2 separate regions of the Homo sapiens genome follow, and region 2 is linked to region 1. A link is a loop called in an ENCODE intact Hi-C map of the cell type or tissue named here. Cell type or tissue: pancreas. All regions are shown on one strand. Each heading gives the region's core, and the rest is flanking DNA. Links, peaks and the distances in the headings are about the cores only.

Evidence for each region. A loop is a pair of places that touch in the nucleus more often than their neighbours do. Peaks named below come from ENCODE experiments on the same cell type or tissue, not always from the same donor. Only the 100,000 strongest peaks of a DNase experiment are listed, where the experiment ranks them.
Region 2: it touches region 1 in a loop (2.6-fold over the local background); 51 of 110 quality-filtered maps call a loop at or near these places.

Annotation. Positions count from the first base shown.
Region 1 is chr1:2,623,914-2,634,009 of GRCh38, forward strand. MMEL1 (membrane metalloendopeptidase like 1) reads right to left here and starts at 9,103. Exons shown (of 24, transcript NM_033467.4): 1 at 8,953-9,103; 2 at 5,418-5,608. The coding sequence starts at 5,571. MMEL1-AS1 (MMEL1 antisense RNA 1) reads left to right here and starts at 4,843. Exons shown (of 3, transcript NR_183343.1): 1 at 4,843-4,990; 2 at 8,589-8,762. RefSeq lists silencers at 1,410-1,659, 5,357-5,651 and an enhancer at 6,833-7,333. In pancreas, for the core only: no CTCF peak of the experiment used is centred there; DNase peaks (open chromatin) are centred at 4,458, 4,888, 4,918 and 5,418; H3K27me3 peaks cover 3,121 bases.
Region 2 is chr1:2,416,194-2,425,241 of GRCh38, forward strand. It overlaps a transcript of PLCH2 not described here. Among named protein-coding and RNA genes, the nearest start is that of PEX10, 8.2 kb to the left of the region's middle. In pancreas, for the core only: no CTCF peak of the experiment used is centred there; DNase peaks (open chromatin) are centred at 378, 688, 1,398, 1,858 and 2 weaker places; H3K27me3 peaks cover 401 bases.

The DNA.
Region 1 (10,096 bases), core at 1,161-9,160:
AAAATCCCCGGCCCATGGAAGGGCAGGAGATCCTTGTGGGCCCAGAATCCTAGACTGACATCAAGCAGTCTCCTGCCTCTAGAGGAGGGGTGGGCAACTCAGGCACAGGGCGAAGCTTGGTTGACATGGGGATGTGGTAGGGATGCCAAGAGGTGCATCCCCAGCCCCAGGTATACTAGGCCTGCCTAAGCCTGAGACTGGGCCACGACACCAGAGAGCCCCCACCTCCAGCCCGAGCCTAGTACTGACCAGCAACAGCAACTCACCACTCACAGAAGGACCAGGGCTTGGGGAGGATGCCCTCTGTGTCATAGGCATCCAGACTGCTGAAGGCCAAGGCTGGAGCAGGCAAGAGGAGAGAACCGTCTGGTCCCCGGGCTGACTTCTCTAAGTGCAGGGAACAGGAGCTCATTGCTGGAGAAACGTGAGTCTGAGGTGCACTGTGGGTAACAACAGCAGTAGAACCCCCAGCCAGCTAACTCCTAACCAGAGGAATTCAATCCCTCACACTCACGCACTGATGGAAGAGGAGGTGTACCTGATTCTGTATATTAGGAAACCGTCCTGCATATACCATTTCAAAAAGACTCATATACCAAATGGTGCAATGTATTATTATGTAAAAATTTAAACACTATTCATGAGGCTCCTGATTTTATGTTTTGACAAATATTGGAGTCTGCAAAGAAGTATCTCAGACCCTCCCACAGCAGTGTATTGTGATGATGTTGCCAATAATACAGAATATTACTAATGACAGCAATAGCTCTTACGTTCTTAACAGTGTGTTCCAGGCCCAGTGCAAATGCTATTGATCTCAGTCTCTACTTGTATCGTCCATTATCACACTGCTAGAAAGAACTACCTGAAACTGGGTAATTTATGAAGAGAAGAGGTTTCATTGACTCCCAGTTCCTCAGGCTGTACAGGAAGCGTGGCTAGGACGCCTGAGGAAGCTTACAATCATGGCAGAAGGCAAAGGGGACGCAAGCACGTCTCACCATGGTGGAGCAGGGGAGAGAGAGAGCGCGAAGGGGGAGGAGCTGCACACTTTCAAACAACCAGATCTCGTGAGAACTCACTCACTATCACGAGAACTGCAAGAGGGAAATCCACTCCCATGATCCAATCACATCCCACCAGGCCTCTCCCCTGACACATGAGGATTACAATTTGACATGAGATTGGGTGGGGACGCAGAGCCAAACTATATCATTCTGCCCCCAGCCCCTCCCAAATCTCATGTCCTTCTCACATTTTGAAACCAATCATGCCTTCCCAACAGTCCCCCAAAGTCTGAACTCATTCCGGCATTAACTCAAAATTCCGAGTCCAAAGTTTCATCTGAGACAAGGTGTCTCGGGCCTAGTGGGCCTGTTTGGATTCTGGAGGCAGCACACTCCTCATCTGGGCGAGTTACTTCAGCCCATTTATCAAGTGATCCAAAAGGCTGCCAGTGTCGAGCGGGGTCCAGAACAGGAGCAGGCTCTGCAACAGGTCCAGGCTGCTGGGCAAGCTGCTCTGCCACTTGGGCTGTATGACCCAGCAGATCCAACGGTGCCTGGAGTGTCAGTGGCAGATAGATAGGGATGCTGTTTGGAGCCTTTGGCAGGCCCCTGTGGGTGAATCACAGCGGAGCCCTCTAGGATTTTGGAGCGGGGCCCTGCTATCTTCTGCAGTTAACTGCTCTCCTTTTGAGACAGCTCTTGGCCCGTTACTGGGCTTTGGTGGAAAGTGAACGTTTGACTACGGATCACCAAGTCACCATGCGACCTGAACTTCCTATCATGAACTGGGTGCTTTCTGACCCATCTAGCCATAAAGTGGGTCATGCACAGCGGCATTCCATCATCAAATGGAAGTGGTATATACAAGATCGGGCTCAAGCAAGTCCTGAAGGCACAAGTAAGTTACATGAGGAAGTGGCTCAAATGCCCATGGTCTTCACTCCTCCCACCCTGCCTTCTCTCCTCCAGCCTGCACCGATAGCCTCATGGGGAGTTCCCTATGACCAGTGGACAGAGGAAGAGAAGACTAGGGCCTGATTCACAGATGGTTCTGCATGATATGAAGGCACCACCCACAAGTGGACAGCTGCAGCACTATAGCCCCTTTCCAGGACATCCATGAAGGACAGCGGTGAAGGGAAATCTTCCCAGTGGGCAGAACTTCAAGCAGCGTACCTTGTTGTGCACTTTGCTTGGAAGGAGAAGAGGCCAGATGTGCGATGCGATTATGTACCGATTCATGGGCTGTAGCCAATGGTTTGGCTGGATGGTCAGGGACTTGGAAGAAGTATGATTGGAAAATTGGTGACAAAGAAATTTGGGGAAGAGGTATGTGGATTGAGCTTTCTGAGTGGTCAAAAACTGTGAGCCTGGGTGCTAGCCACAATCTGATAATGCCTCCTCATGATCTAAACTGTACGATAAAGAGAGAAGGGTTCACAGACCAGGTTTATACACGAGGGGCACTCCAGTCTTGGGGTTGGACTTCTGTAAAAAGCCAGATGTAAATATTTGAGGCTTTGTGGGCCACATACATGCTTCATCTCACCTGTTCAACTTTGCTGTCCTAGCAGGAAAGTAGCCATAGATGATACATAAATGAATGGGTCTGGCTGTGTTCCAATAAAACTTTATATACAAAAAGAAGCAAGGGGCCAGATTTGGCCTATGGGCCATAGTTTGCCAACCCCTGTACTAGAAAATGAATACAGTTGTTTTGGAGGAGTAGAATTCTAGGATGGACATGAGACTGTATTTCTCACTGTCATTTTTGTAAAAACATTTGATTTTATAAAAGAAAGTTTATAACTTTAAAAATAATTAAAACAAAAAAATCTAAGATAACTGTCGAAAAGATAGAAATACAAAACTTCCAAGTTAGTTGAGGGAAAATAGAGGAAATAATGATAGGTTGATCCAAAACAAGGCAAGAAAAGAGAAAAAAACGAATGAGACACACAAAACAACACAATAGGAAACACATACATTTTAGTTGTCCTGGTAATTATAAACCAACAAAATCCTCCAATTAAAAGATAGACAAACCCCCAATCCAGCCATACACGATTGAAAGAGACACATCTAAAGCTAAGGAGATGAAAAGTTTCAAAGAAAAAGAATGGAAAAAATAGACACAGCAAATGCTGAGTAGCTAGTACTCATGTCAGGCTCAACAGGATTTAAGGCAAAAAGCCTTGTTAAGTCAGAAACGGTGACTACACAGTTTCACGAAGTGAAAGATATATTAACTTCATATGTGTATCTTACTACAATATTAAATTTATGAAACTAATTTTATAATTCATACCTAAATTTGCGTTCACATAGTAATATCGCCTTAAATAGGTAAATTAGGTAAGATTTGATGTAACTACAAGAACGGGTGATTCTTTAGTGCAAGATTTTAGCATACACACTTCAGTACATGATTTTAAGAAATCATTTTCTTGATCTTTCCAAATCTTTCATTCTTTTGAGATCAAGAGAATGGAAAAAGAGCCAATATGTAGAAGACTTGATTGATCTAGTGGATGTAGATAGACACCATCACTCAGCATTTGGTGATTGAGCCTATTCCGCAGCACACAGGGCTTATTTATAAAATCGATCAAGTGTTAGCCCCAAAGCAAGCCCAGCAAATATCAAAGAAAGAACCACATAAATAATGGCATAAACCATGGTTTCTGACAACACAGTTAAGTTAGAAATCAATAATTTTAAAAAAGTAACTAAAAACTCATGTCTGGAAATTAAAAAAATTTCTAAATGACTTATAAGTCAATGAAAAAGTCATAATGGAAATGAGAAAATACACAGAAATAAATGATAATAACTGCTTAGAAAACCTTCCACAAACAATCCTGGACTGAGGCCAAGGTCAGCTGTGGGGTCATTCCTGGTGGGGGGTCTTGACGGGGAACAGAGGGCTCTGCCGCCCTGGAGGGAGGGGGTCCAGGGCCCGTTTCCACACTGGAGTGGGTGGAGGCAGGCTTTGCTGAGATCCATGGCACCGTGGGGCACTCCCGAGGCACCTGGCTGGGCAGGGAGGGTCTCTCTGGGATGGGTGGGCTCAGGCCCTTTGGCACGACCCAGAAGAAGAGAGGCCTCCTCCTACCCCACAGCTGGGGGTGTGTGTGGGGTCAGCCTTGTTTTATGAAAGCCTGGAAAGCAGGTGTTTTGAGCCCAGCAGGCTCTGAACAGAGCTTCCCTTGGGCTCTGGGTTCCTCAGTGTGAGTGAGCCTTTCCCTCCCCCACTGCCCACCGCCCATGGAGGTCGCAGGACCCCTCTGTCCCAGGGGAGACCCTAGAGGGCCAGGGGCTGCGGTCTGGGCAGCAGCCACACTGTACAGTGGCCAGCCATGCAGCCCCGGGCCGGGACGCCCTGCACATCCACAGGCAGCACCCACTTCTGCTTCACAGACACAGCCTCCCGCAGGGGTGGAGGGATGGTCCCAGGCAGTGCGCAGGGCTCCAGACATGAGGGGGCATTCTAGTAACACAGGCTGAGGCGCCCCATTGTTGGACCTGGGGTGCGAGGTCCGCCATGAGCTCTGAGTCCGGTGCCTGCCACGGTGGGAGCGCCCTACGCACCTGCCCCGGGGGTGAGCATTGCTCCCCGATGTGTGCGCGCTGCCCGGTCTCAGAGGGACCAGGGCTGTGCCTGCGGAGGGGCTGGCAGGGGCGGCTGGAAGGTGACCAGGTCTACGGGTGCCTGGGAGCCCCTGAACCAAGAGGGGAGATCAAGGGAGGGGCCGGCGTGGGGGCGGGGGGAGTGTTCCCGGGACAGCCGGGGGCGGGGGGAGTGTTCCCGGGACAGCCCGAGGTTCCAGCGAGCAGCCCTGGCCACGCCTTTGTCTCCGTGGGACCCCAGACTGGCCCCTTCCCGCCGTGGTCCCGTGACCTGACCCGGCCTTGAGCGGGGCGGGGGCGGCAGGACCCTCAGGTCTCTCCGCAGGATGGCAGCGGGGGAGTGAGGCAGCCAGGTGAGCCCGGGCGGCGGGAGGGACACGGACGCCGGTGGTCCCCAGCCGGGGCTGCGCGGCCAGGCAGGGAGGGGGTGGGCGGAGGGGCGGGCGACGGGTCTGCGCCCCCCACCCTCCGGGAGTCCGGCGGAGGCGGAGGCGGAGGCGGAGGCGGGCGGGTGCGGAGCTGCAGAAGCAGCGCGCGGGAGTCGGGGCCGGGGCAGAGCTTTCTGGAAGGGACCGCGGGCTCCCTGCAGGTCAGTGCCCCTCCCGCCGCCTCTGAGTCCGCAGCTCGGCCCCGGGAGCCCCTGGGTGCCCAGTGCAGACCCACCTGCCCCATCTGACGGGCGGGCTCGGGCTGGGGGCAGGCGGACCCTGCAGCAGGTGCAGCGGGGCGAGCGCGGAGAGCGGGCACGGGGACAGGCGGGGGCGGGGCACCCGCACTCACCTCTGCGGTCGGCGTAGAGGACACCCAAGGCCACCAGGGCAGCGGTCACCAGCAGCAGCAGCAGCAGCAGCCCCCCCTCCAGGAACCCCGGGCGCTTCTGCCCTGCACGGCCGGCGCTCTCCACCATCCCCACTGGGCCTTCGGACTTCCCCATCAGCAGGGCTCTGGACGGGAGAGCACCGCGGAGGAACCTGCAGGCCCAGGGCAGGGGAGAGGGGAGAGGGGCGTGGAGCTCCCCGAGCCCGGCCCGAGGCTGGAAGGGCCGGATGCTGGCTGGGAGCGGGCGCTGGGTGCCTTTGGAACACTCTTCCCGTCTCCCTCTCCAAGCTCACAACCCTGGGTGACTGGGTCCCGGGACTTTCCACACTACCCCTGGGCCGGAATCTCTGAGTGCATGGAGGTTCTAGGACTGGGATGCTCCCAGCTTGGGGTCGCAAGCTGGACCCAGGAGGCTCAGCTCCTGTGCTGTCAAGGGACTCCTGTAGTGGAGCCCCCCCCCTGGGCTGCTCATGCTGGTTGTCTTGGAGCTGTGGGCCTGAGCGCTAGGTCAGGGACGCTGTCGGGGAGGCCACTTGGGCTTCTGGGCTCCCAGCCCACCTTTCCTGTTGAAGCCCAGAAGCCAGTGATGGGCGACACCAGAACAGTAGGTACCCACACAGGCGGTGACTACGTGGGCCAGGAAGGGATCTGCAGGGCCAGGCAGGCTTGAGTCTCAACCCTGGCAGCCACCTGGCTGGTGTGCAGCTCTGGTCGTCCCCTGACCCTGTTACTATGGAGGGGACACCTTCTGGAGCCAGCAGGGCAGTGGGCAGCACTTGAAGACACACACGGCTGGGCACAGGCTGCTGCTGTAGGCAGGACAGGGAGCTGGGCAGGAAGGGTTGGGGCACAGGACACTGGACTCAGGAGGCTCCCAAGTCTGCGTGCTCCAGTGTGCGTGTATGTGTGGGAGTGTGAACCTGAGTGTACACATGTGTGCAAATGAGTGTGTGCATGTAGTTGGGCGTGTGCATGTGTATGACTGTGCGTGTGTGCATATGTTCTGATGTATGATCGTGTACACACACGTGTGCACATGTTCTGGTGTGTGCATGTGCATGACTGCATGAGCGTGAACGTGTGTGTGCGCTCTGGTGTGTGCATGTGTGTGTGTGCACGTGTGTGCGTGTGCTCTCGTGTGTGCGTGTGCATGATTGCGTGGATATGCACTGTCTACGCTCATGTGTGCATGTGTGTGACTGTGAGTGAGTGTGCACGTGTGTGTCCTCGTGTGTGCATGTGTGTGACTGCACGTGTGTGCCTGTGCTCGCGTGTGTGCGTGTGCATGATTATGTGTGCGGATATGCACGTGTGTGCGTGTACACTCGTGTGTGCACGTGTGTGACTGTGTGATTGTGCACGTGTGCGTGTGCTCTCATGTGTGCATGTGCATTATGTGGATATGCACGTGTGTGCCTGAGTGTGCACGTGTGTCCTCTCGTGTGTGCGTGTGCATGATTATGTGCGTGGATATGCACCTGTGTGCGTGTACTCTCGTGTGTGCATGTGTGTGACTGTGCATTGTGTGCGTGTGCTCTTGTGTGTGCATGTGCATGATTGTGTGCGTGGATATGCACGTGTGTGCGTGTACGCTCGTGTGTGCACGTGTGTGACTGTGATTGTGCACCTGTGCGTGTGCGCTCATGTGCATGTGCATGATTGTGTGTGTGGGTGTGCACGTGTGTGCGTGTGCTCTGGTGTGTGGCTGTGCATGTCTGTGTGTGTGTGCACATATGTGAGCACATGCATGGATGTGCACATCCCTCGCTGGCACTCGGAGCCCTGCTGGGAAGTTGCCCGGTCCTAGGGAAGCGGCTGGGTGCTTTGGCCTTCCAGCACTTTCAGTCGTCACACGCAATCACACACCTGCTGTGCTGAGCCCCAGCTTAGCCCTGTACCAGGCAGGGCGGATAATGTGGGAGCAGCGAAAGGAAGCCAGGCCCAGTCCTGCCTGTGGGTGGGTCAGGGACTGGCTGCTGAGACTGCCAGCACCTGGGCTAAATGTGCTTCCGCCCCCCTGTACCCCACCGCCCCCCTGCTGTGGACTTTGCCTGAGTTCTGTCCCTGACTCCCTGGGAGATCCTAGATGTCCCTTAGCCTGTCTGGGCAACACCCTGCAAAGGTGGCTGGGCCAGCTCATTTCAGCGACTCCTCCAGAGATCCCTGACCTCTGGCTGTGTGAGGAGCGGGGACGGGGACCTGGACCTCACTCCTCTCCTCCAGGTCCCTCGCTCCTCCCTTCCTGTCCCCTCAGCCACCTCTCTCAGTCCCTGGCTCTGTGAACCGCAGCGTTCATGCATCCACACACCCTCAGATGCTTCCTTTGACGCCCTCTGCTGTGCCCCTAGACACCCCTATCCCGCCACTGGCTGAAGCTGGACTTTGGAGCCATCTGCCTCCCTTGCCTGCGTCCACACCCCGCGCCAGTCCTCAGCCTCCAAGCCCATCTCAGTCGGACCCTTTCTCATTCCTGCCACTCGCTGCCTGTTCCAGGCCCCACCAATCACCTCCCCCTGAGGGGTCTGTCTCACCCACTGATCCCCACCACAGGGGCCCAGGGGCCTGTAACTAGAATCAGAGGCCGTCACTCCCTGGCCCCTGGTAGCCAAACCCTTGGAGGAAGAGCCGGGCCTTGCCCTGATGTCAGGACCCTCTTTGGCCCTCCTCCCCTCTCACTATGCCCTCCCCTTACCCTCAGGCAGGCCCACCAGGTTTCTCCCCCCACCCTCCCCACCCACCCAGGCAGGCCTCCCAGATTCCTGCCAAGCTCCCCTTCCCAGTGGGGCCTTCCTTGGCTCGGCCTCGGGTTCAACTCGGGGAGCCCCAGCCCCTCCCCTGCTCTGTGTCTCTCCAGGGACTCCCAGCTCCACCTCCACATCTCCTCGATACTTCTGCAGCCCCCTGGGAACGTCAGCTCCACGGGCAGGGGCACCCTCTGTGGGGGCCGCTTCACCTAGACTGGCACCCCCACCCCAGAGACCTCGGTCATTATCTGTTGGGTGAATGAATGAATGAATGATGAATGAATGGATCAATCATTTGGACAAGTCTGAGCTCAGCTTCCACGAACTTCTTTCTTTGGTCAGAATTAATGAATCTGCTCCTGCGTCCTGAATTCATTCTGTCCTGCAGGTATCCACAGACGGCTCCATGTGCCCCACGGCACACACAAAATAAACACCTTCAAATTGAGCCAAGTACCCGGGGCAGGTGTGGAGTGTCTGCTGAGGCGAAGGCACTGCGGCTCCCTGGGGACACTCGTGGCCTCTCCAGGTTACTACAGATGGGGGACAGCGGGTCCTTTGGGTAAGATAAACCGTATGCCAGAGGGGGCTGCCTGCCCTGGCACAGGCGAGACTGCACACAGGACGCCCTGCCCAGCCTCCTGAGAAAGGGGCTGAGCGCCTGGAGAGGGTTTCAAGGCCCAGGAGAGGGCCTGGAGAGGGTTTCAAGGCCCAGGAAAGCAGGCCGGGTACCTTCCTTCAGCACAACTCACCTTTGCTCACTCAGGAGTGGCTGCCGCCCACAGTCAGGCCCCTGGAGACTGGGTCCCAGTGGGTTGGAGTTGGGGTGAGCTGGGCCAAGTGGGTGGATTTCCAGGGACTGGGATGGGAGAGCAGTGGCTTGGGGCTGAGTTGAGGCTGCCTGAAGGCTTCTGGGCCTCCTTTGTGATGCAGGCATGGGCTCCCTGGAGGCGGTGACTCCTGCTCACAGTCAGGAGGTTCCACTGGGGGTGTGGCATGGGGGGAGGGGCTGAGGGCAGCTTCTTGGCACCCGGGCTGCCCTGCCTCATGGGTGCCCTTCTCAGGGCCTCTGGCCCCGCCTCCCAAGCCGCCCTCCTTCCTTGCTTCTGTCTCCTGACCTTTCAGTCCAAAGGGGCCCCAGGGGCTGCTGGGAGGAAGGTCAGGCCCTTGTCCTACTCCACACCCTCTGCTCTGCCCCTAACCACCCGGTGGGGGGTTACAAAGGCCCCACCCTGGGTGTTCTTTCTCTTCAATCTCCAAGGAGGATGGTGGGTTCTGGGGATCTTGCCAAGGTGCAAGGGGAAGGGGTGGTCCTGAAGGGGGTGGGCGCTGGCTGCCAGGAGGGTCCCACCCAGAGATACTAGCCTGGGTTTGGCTGCTTCCCTCTGCCCACAGAAAACTCATGAGGTTCAGACCTCAAGCTACAGAGGGTGGGCAGCCCTGGCCGGGGAGCTGGCAGAAGGGCTCTGTGGCTTCTGAAGGGTTCGCAGTGATCAGAGTGTGAGCCCTGCACCCAGCCCTGCTTGCGGACGGGGGTTCTGGGCAGAGCAGTCTCTGTCTGATTCTCCAGGCCTGATGAGGTTTCTAGCTTCTGTTTCAGAATCCCCAGAACGAGTCCTCCTGCCCAGGCCTTGGGCATGTGTCAGGGCATCTGGGCAGGGCTGGGCCACAGAGCTAGGGGTCCCACGGCAAACTGCTCCTCACGGCCGCCCCGGCCAGGTCTCCCACGCTGAGTGCTGTTGGAAGCTTTGTCTATGGCCCTTTAGGTTGGCCAGGCCCTGGGAGGAGAAAGGCTTCGAGCTGCAGCCAGGCTGGGATCAGATCCCAGACACCACCCTGAGCCCGGGAAGTCTCTCCCTGGGGCCCGCTGGCTGTCCTAGCAGCCCCCTGCCATCA
Region 2 (9,048 bases), core at 1-8,000, 210 kb before region 1:
GGCAGGGTGGGCCCAGGAGCTGGACGCAGCAGGTCGGGGTCCCTGGGTGGGCAAAGTGGGCGCTGGTGCTGCTTGAGGGGAGTGGCTCCTGCCCAGCATGGCAGTTCTGGCTTCAGGGGTGTGGCAGTGTCCCCTCCCTTCTCTTTAGCTATACATGGGTTTGGGGATTGAGGAAGGGCCACCCACAAGCTGGCCCCGAGTACAGGGACTGTAGGGTGCGGCCCTCGGGAAGCCCCTCGCAGTGCCAGCCACAAACCAGGAGAACGGGTTCGTCTGCCTGGCTGGAGGCCCTGGGAGCCGCACTCCACCCGTCTGTGGCAGACCCAGGACCTGGAGGTACCTGCAGAGTGTGAGCTGGGGAGGGTGGGCAGCGGGCGGCACTGGGCCCAGGGAGGGGAAGTGAGCCCTGGGTGGGCACAGTCAGGCAGAGGCCCCAGAGCCAAGATGGGGAGGGCGGGGCCCGGCAGCCAGAGGCAGGAAGTGCTGGTGGATGAAGGCCTCCTGGAGCCTCCGTGGGAAACAGTGCCTGGGCCAGGGTTTAGCAGGTGAGGTTAGGACAGGGGTGCAGAGTGCAGAGGGTTGGTGTGGGCATGGGCTGGCCTGGGAAGTGATGTTGGGTGATTTTGGGGCTCGGGCAGGTGGTCCGGGGCTCTGCCTGTGTCCCTGTGTTGGCCGGGGACCAGCAGGAATGAATTCCTGGCAGAACTGTGGGTCTGACAGCAGAGCCAGCCTGGGGGGGCCCTGGGGCTCTGGGGCTCTGGGCTGCTCTTAGGACCTTGAGGGAGCTAGGACAGGAAAGAGAAATGGGGAGGGGTCTGTGGAGAGAGGGGCATGGGCCTGTGGCAGAGTTGAGAAACTGATGGCCAGAGAGGCCATGCCTGGTCCAAGGCAGGCACAAGGTGAATCCCAGGTCAGTTTGCCCATACCTGTGTCCCAGTCTCTACCTGTCGCTGGGATTGGGGAGGGGTGCTGGGCACCATGACCTCGCTGATAGGAAATGAGGGGTCCTGGTGTGCAGCTGTCATCTGGGGTGAACCGGCTGATAACTAGGGGCTGGAAACCAAGGGTCCCCCAAAAAGGAGATCTGGGAGGACTTCCTGGAGGAAGAGACTTTGCACTGGTAAGAGTGAGGGAGGGCTCTGTCCATGTGAGAGGCATGGCCTTTTCTGACAAGTGGAGGCTGGGATTGTTGGGTTGGGGGGCACTAAGGGTGGGCCCTGCCCAGCTTCCCAGCCTCCTCTGTGAGGCCGGAGGGAGGGGGCCTGGTGAGTCTGGAATCACACAGGGTGGGGTTCCCAGGAGAGTGAGCCCAGGACCTGTGGGTACTAGGCAAGGCCGGAGAGGACCCACGAGGGAGGCCCAAGCTGGAATGGCGTCCACTCTGGATGTGGGCATCTGGATGGGCTGTGGAGAGTCCGGCCCTGTCCTGCGAGCACTGCATAGCCTGGGCTGTGCTGAGTGTGGCCAGCCGGTGAGGGGCTGTGTGCTGGCTGGAGGGCACCTGGGAGCCACCTCCTGAGGCACTGCCACGCCACCTTCCCCACACAGCCTCCCCTAAGGCAGAGTCAGGGCTGGGAGCCAGGCAGCCCTGGGAGGAGGGGACGGGCAGGGGCTACAGCCTCTGCGCTGAGGTGTGACCTTGAGCAGCTCCTGGTCTTCCCTGGCCTCAGCTTCCTCACCTGTCAAGTGGGGGAATAGAGGCCCCTGCCTCCCGGGTTATGAGAGGACTCAGGATGGCACATGTGTGGGGTGCCCTCCGGGGCCTGCCTCGGACCCCCAGCTCAGGGCTTTGCAGGCATTTAGACTCTGGTGAGAAGAGGCTGAGCCCAGGGCATCCCTGTGTCCTGCCCCCAAACGCGAACACGCAGGCACTCAGGAACCTGCAGGAGCTGTGGAGTCAGCGCAGTGAAGACGTGTGACCGGTGCGAGGCAGACACCCATCACGGCAGGTGCCCCCGAGAATTCCGGGCAGAGCCCACGTTGCTCTGTCTTCAGCCCCATAGCTAGTTGGTTTCTGAATTTTGTTTTTTGGAAACTGCACTGAACTGATTCACACCGATGAGCAGCTGCCGACAGTGACAGCGTCCAGCATTCCTCTGGGCGCCTTCAGTTAGACCGAGAGAGACAGGAGTGGGGGTGTTTTAGTTATCAAAGCTGGCTCCCGGGTCTGGATGCCAGGGTCAGGCATGGGGGCTCCTGCAGCGAGCTCTGGGGGTCTCAGTGGAGGGGGCAGGGCTCTGGTCGTTCTGCTCCACCACGTGCTAGAAGGAGGGGCCCCGGGGCCATGGCTGGCATTGGGCCCCACCCACTGCCTCCCTCGGACGGCTGAATGGTGTGGGTCATCCACTCCTGTTCTCCTCTGACCCGCCTCCTTCAGGAGTTCTGAACCTGGCATTTGATGCCCGATGGACAATAAGGGCTCCCCACGAGGCTGCTCCTCAGGGCTCAGGATCTTCAGTCAGGCAAAGGCTCCCCAAGTTCCAGGGGTGCCGTCCTGGACTCCTGAGCCTGCCCGCCTGCCTCCGCAGGTCCTGTCTGTGCGAGTGGGAGTGAGCCGTGTGCTCCGCAGACACCTGACCTGTGCGCTTATGACGGCCTCTCCTTTGCACATGGCCTCGACTTGGCTGTCCCCCTCTCCCTGGCTGCTGATCTCCCAGTGCCCAGTTATGCCCAGGTCTCTGCCCACCTCAGCCCACACTGGGTGGGGAAATGCTGGCGCAAAACCTGGCTTATTGGGGTTGCAGCCAAGTAGCCCTTGATTCTTCCTACCACTCCCCTACCCGAGAGAGGACCTGCTCACCTCCCCATCCTCGGGGTCTGTGCCCGACGCCTCTCTCTGCGGTTGGCACGGCTCATCCTCTGGCTGGGGCATGTGACACCTGGCCAAGGATGTGGCGTCTGAGGCTCCCCCATCTGTCTGCCCAGCTCCTTGCCCTTCCCTGCGTGGGGCCCGTCCCAGGAGAGCCTGCCCTGACCCTTCCCACCTGCGGTCATCTGTCCCCTCCCAGGCTGCCGGCCTGGTCTGCACGGTCGAGCTTCAATCCACAGTGGAGGCCTTGGGCTGTGCTGCTGTCTGTCTATCCATCCGTAAATCCATCTATCCCCTGCCAGCCCCTTCCCTCAGCACCCCTGGCTCAGCCGTGCCATTCCTGGTTGGCCCTGGAGGTCCTATTTGCTGGTCCTTGAGTTTCCCACTGATTGTGAAGAGACAATAATTGTCCAGAGGGGATCGAAGGGGCGCCTGTGCGGAGCTGGTCCACACTCTGAGGCCCGGGCCTCGGCCGTTGGTCGGGGGGGTTTTCCACTTGTTGTTGACAGAGGCGCCTCCCATGGCAGTGGGGTGCAGGGTCTCCCCTGGGGATGTGAGGCCGGTGAGGGCGGAAGGGGAGCAGGCAGGGGCCCGGGGCTCTCCAGATCTACCACCCCACCACCTCACTGGCTCTTCTTGCCCGGAGCTCAATGCAGGGATCCCCGTGCCTGACCCTGGCATCCACAGACCCGGGGGCCAGCTTTGAGGAGGCGCTGCTGGCTCTGGTGGAGGTGGTGACATGGGGCTCTGGAGACTTGGGGGCCGCTCATCCTTCTTCCTGTGGGCTCCACCATATTCATCCTTGGGGGATTAATCTGAAGCTGTCCGTAGAAGCTGGACTGGGACCCTCAAGCCAGCCCTGGGCTGGGGCCAGCCAGGCCCTTTCTGCCTCGGAACTGCTGCACCTGCTGCCCGTAGTCGGCTCTTGCCAACTCAAAGTTCAAGCATAGCAGGCCAAGTCCCCCCCCCACCCCCAGGCAACCCCTTTGTGCGCTCCCCCCACTACCCCCTCCTGTGCTGCCTCCCCAGTAGCCTGGGTACAGCTATGGGGGTGGGGGCAGGCACAGCAACAGTAACCTGCCTCCCCACTCCCCGCCATCTCTGGTCATTGGTCAGGAGCTCATCAGTGCTGAGTTAAGGACTCAGACAGGCCCCCCGCCCCAGCCCCTACCTCACATCCCTCTCAGCTGACCCCAACTCCTCCCCAAGACTTGGATCCCAAAGGAGCCAGTGTCTGGGGGGCATCCAGGCAGCACCTACCTCTTGTCCTTCCTCCCGCTGCTCGATTCCACTTTCAGCCCCCTGCCCTGTGATTTCAGGACAAAGCTTCCCAGGTGCAGGTCTGAAAGCTTCCACCTCCTTCGAGAGGTGGGTGTGGGGGCCTGTGGGGCCCAGTGATGCTGGCAAGGGGAGAAGGTCCAGGCAGGGGCGGGGTTGCGGATCCACAGTGGGATGCGGGGCTGAACGGTTATGTCCCGGTAGGTAGGGGCTGCAGAAAGAGCCCCGAGGGCTGGGGAGTCCCGGAGCTGGACCACAGGAAGGGCCTCAAGTCCGCCTGCCAGGTCCAGCTTCTCAGGACCCCAGGGCTGGGGCACACTCTTTGCACCCCGCTTTACAGATGAGGAAACTGAGTCAGAGAGGGAGAGTTTAAGGGCAGGCTTCAAGCTGACCTCTGACCCAGAGACCCCCATTTTGAAAAATCTCCTCTTCAGGCCTCAGGCCTGGAGGGCTGTGGGAGTCGCTCCTCTCTCGATTGGAGGGTGGAGTGAGTGATCGATCGATTCATTGCCTTTACCCACATCAGTATCTCTTCCCCCTTGGGACTCCTTCTGAGGAGCGTTGAGTGTGTATCTCGTTTTTTGTATTTTCCAGAATGCTGTGTTGTTCTGGTGCGAGTATTTTAATCACTATTAGTGGGGTGCAAATGTTTTGGCCTTAGTATCCCTTCACACTTTTTTTTTTTTTTTTGAGACAGAGTCTCACCCAGGCTGGAGTGCAGTGGTGCGATCTCGGCTCACTGCAACCTCTGCTTCCCGGGTTCAATCGATTTTCCTGCCTCAGCCTCCTGAGTAGCTGAGATTACAGGCATGCGCCACCACGCCTGGCTAATTTTTGTATTTTTAGTAGAGACGGAATTTCACCACGTTGGCCAGGCTGGTCTCGAACTCCTGACATCAGATGATCCACCCTCCTTGGCCTCCCAAAGTGCTGGGGTTACAGACGTGAGCCACTGCATCTGGCCCCAACACTCTTAGCAGCTGTTGAGAAGCCCAAGGAGCTTTGGTTTTGGGGTGCTGTCTGTAGTGTGTGCTGGAGCAGGCTTGCACGTGCTCACCAGAACCTACGGTAGCATCTCCAGTAATCTCATCAGCTGGTTGTTGGACACAACCATTATTCAAATCAAATTAAAGTAATTAAATTATGTAAAACACAGAAATACTATAAAAAGCAAAGGAAATAAATACTCAAAATGTATTGCTTCCTAATTATTTCTAGCTTACTGTGATCCACGCTGTTATCTGGGTGCAGTCTGTGTGTGTCTGTCTAGTGGAAATGCCGTATGATACTGTCCATCTCTTCCCCACTCTGTGCTCTGTGGGCTCAAGTGGGAATATTTACACCACATGTTTACACCACCTTCATAAAAAAATATGAAAATATTCATGAAGTCTTATTGAAAATAACAACGGGCCAGGCACAGTGGTTCACACCTGTAATCCCAGCACATTGGGAGGTCAAGGCAGGAGGATCACCTGAGGCCAGGAGTTTGAGACCAGCCTGGCCAACATGGTGAAACCCCGTCTCTACTAAAAATACAAAAATTAGCTGGGCGTGGTGGCGCATGCCTGTAATCTCAGCTACACAGGAGGCTGAGGCGGGAGAATTGCTTGAACCTGGGAAGCAGAGGCTGCAGTGAGCCAAGATCACGCCACTACACTCCAGCCCAGGCGACGGAGCAAGACTTTATCTCAAAAAAAGAAGAAAAGGCCAGGCGCAGTGGCTCACGCCTGTAATCCCAGCACTTTGGGAGGCTGAAGGAGGAGGATCACCTGAGGCCAGGAGTTTGAGACCATCCTGGCCAACATGGAAACCATGTCTCTACTAAAAATACAAAAATTAGCCGGGCATGGTGGCAGGTGCCTGTAATCTTAGCTACTCGGGAGGCTGAGGCAGGAGAATCGCTTGAACCCAGGAGGTGGAAGTTGCAGTGAGCCGAGATCGCGCCAGTGCACTCCAGCCTGGAGGACAGTGCAAGACTCCACCTCAAAAAACAAACAAACAAACAAAAACCCATAAACTAATGACATGTTAATAGAAATAACACGTTAACATTTTATGAAAAATACTTTCAAAACAAAAAAATCCAGTGAGAAGAGGGACGTGGCTTTGCAGTTTTGCAGTCTCTTGAATGTTTGTCTGCATCTGCGTTGCATCTGTCGCAGTGTGTTTTGGTTGAAATCAGTGAAGAGATCTGGCCTCACAGGGCTGAGCCGCCTTTTCAGGTAATCATGGACACTCTTCTCTGATGGTACACCCGGACTGGATGAATGGTAGAGTTTCTTACAGGTTGTTGCGATAACAGAATCTGAAACCGTGCCAATGGACTTTTTGTATTGTTACATTATCATCTGTTGTGTTACATTATCATCTGTTGGTCTGTTTTTACTTTGTTTTTTGTTTTTGTTATGTTTTGAGAAAGGGTCTTGCTCTGTTGCCCAGGCTGGAGTGCAGTGGTACCATCATAGCTCACTGTGGCCTCAAACTCCTGGCCTCAAGTGATCCTCCCACCTTAGCCTCCTAATGTGTTGGGATTACAGGCATGAGCCGCTGTACCTGGCCCTGTTTTTCACTTTGAGTGGAAATTTACCTGTGCATAATTTTGGAAGACCATGTTTTGGTATTAATAATTTGAAAAATATTGGTTTACTGAGTTATGCAGATTTTTCAAATCTTGACACGTTTTATTAAATATTATCCCAAAATCACATTACTATCACCCCGATCTCACGATAAAAGCCTTTAAATATTTGGAAGCTGATAGACTCACAGTGATGAATACAAGTTTTCCAAAATGCTGATTTTTACCTAAGCCTGAATTTTATTATTGGCAACAGATCCTGCAATTTGCTGTTTTGTGTTGTTTTGGAGAGGGTTTTATTTAGTTTTTTTGTTTGTTTGTTTGTTTGTTGTTTGTTTGTTTTAGAGACAAGGTCTTGCTCTGTCCCCCACGCTGGAATGCAGTGGCACCATCACAGTTCACCGTAACCTCGAACTCCTGGGCTGAAGCAATCCTCCTGCCTCAGCTTCCTGAGTAGCTGGGACCACAGGCACATCCCCCCACACCCAGCTATTTTTTTTAAAGAGATGGGATCTTGCTCTGTTGTCCCTGCTGTTCTTGTTACAAGGCCACCAGGTTGGTGTGCCCTCTGCACAGTAACCAACCGATACACGGAGACAGCAGGGTTTGCAGCAGAGAAAGCTTAATGATTGCAGGTGCCAAGCAAGGAGATGGGAGGAGACCCTCAAATCCACCTCCCCTGGAGTTCTGGGCTGGGGTTCTTAAGGAGATTATGGAGGGTGAGGGGCTGGAGAAGCTGGGGTCACTGACTTGTTGGGGTAAGGGGGATGAAATCAGGAGGTGGAAAATGCATTTGCTGGTGAGTCAGCTCCTGTGAGGTCCTTCCCACCAGCTGGCATCAGTAATTTTACTGTTATGCAGGACCTGAAAGAGCATCTCAGATGGAAATCAACCTTTTACAATGTTTAAGTTGTTCTCTCTATGGTAGTTAGGGGAACTATGATCTTGGGACGGGGTCTGTGTGATTCTGGGGCAGTAGGCAGCAACAGTTATGAGGAGAGGTCAGAGAGCCAGCCCACCTCGTCGTGACGCTGCCTGCACCACCAGCTTAGTTCATTTTCCCTTCTCCCCCTCCCTTCTTCTCTGAATAATTTTATAAAGTTTACAGGGGTGATTTCAGCCTCAAACCCTGTCTTCAAGTGGTGCTCCCACCCTGGCCTCCCAGCATGAGCCTCTGTGCCCGGCCTGTTTATTTTTAAATTTCATTTTTAAAAGTATATATTTGACAGATTATAGTTGTATATATTTATGAGGTAGATAGTGATGTTATGATTTTTAAATACAATCATTTCAGTTTAAATCAAGCTAATTAACATAACCATCACCTCAGATATTTACCATCTTTTGTGGTGAGAACATTTGACATGTACTCTTAGCAGTTTTGAAATGCACGAAACTCTATTATTAATTATATTCACCATGCTGCACAACAGAACTAAAAAATTCCCCCAAACCACAAAACATACCCTTCCTGTCTAACTGAGGCCTGGCACCCTTTGGCCATCATCTCCCCATTCCCCAAACCCTGGCCTCTAGGGACCAGCTTTCTACCCTGCTTCTATGAGCTCAGGTGTTTTAGATTCTACATATAAGTGAGAAGATGTGGTATTTGTCTCCTGTGGTTTGGCTTATATCACTTAACTTGATGTTCTCCAGTTCCATCCATGTTGTTGAAAATGACAGAATTTCTTCCTTTTTAAAGGCTGAGGCCAGGTGCGGTGGCTCACAGCTATAATCCCAGCACTTTGGGAGGCTGGGGCAGGCAGATCACTTGAGATCAGGAGTTTGAGACCAGCCTGGCCAACATGGCAAAACCCCATCTCTACTAAAAATACACAAAATTAGGCCGGGCGCGGTGGCTCATGCCTGTAATCCCAGCACTTTGGGAGGCCAAGGCGGGCGGATCACGAGGTCAGGAGATCGAGACCATCCTGGCTAACACAGTGAAACCCTGTCTCTACTAAAAATAAAAAAATTAGCTGGGCATGGTGGCGGGCGCCTGTAGTCCCAGTTACTCGGGAGGCTGAGGCAGGAGAATGGTGTGGACCCGGGAGGCGAAGGTTGCAGTGAGCTGAGATTGCTCCACTGCACTCCATCCTGGGCAACAGAGCAAGACTCCGTCTCAAAAAAACAAAAAACAAAAAACACAAAATTAGACGTGCGTGGTGGCGGCCACCTGTAATCCCAGCTACTCAGGAGGCTGAGGCAGGAGAATCACTTGAACCCAGGAGGCGGAGGCTGCAGTGAGCGGAGATCGCGCCACCGCACTCCAGCCTAGGCGATAGAGTGTGACACTCCGTCTCAAAAAAAAAAAAAAAAAAAGCTGAATAGTATTTCGTTGCTTGGGCGCATGCACACACACACATATTTACACACACAT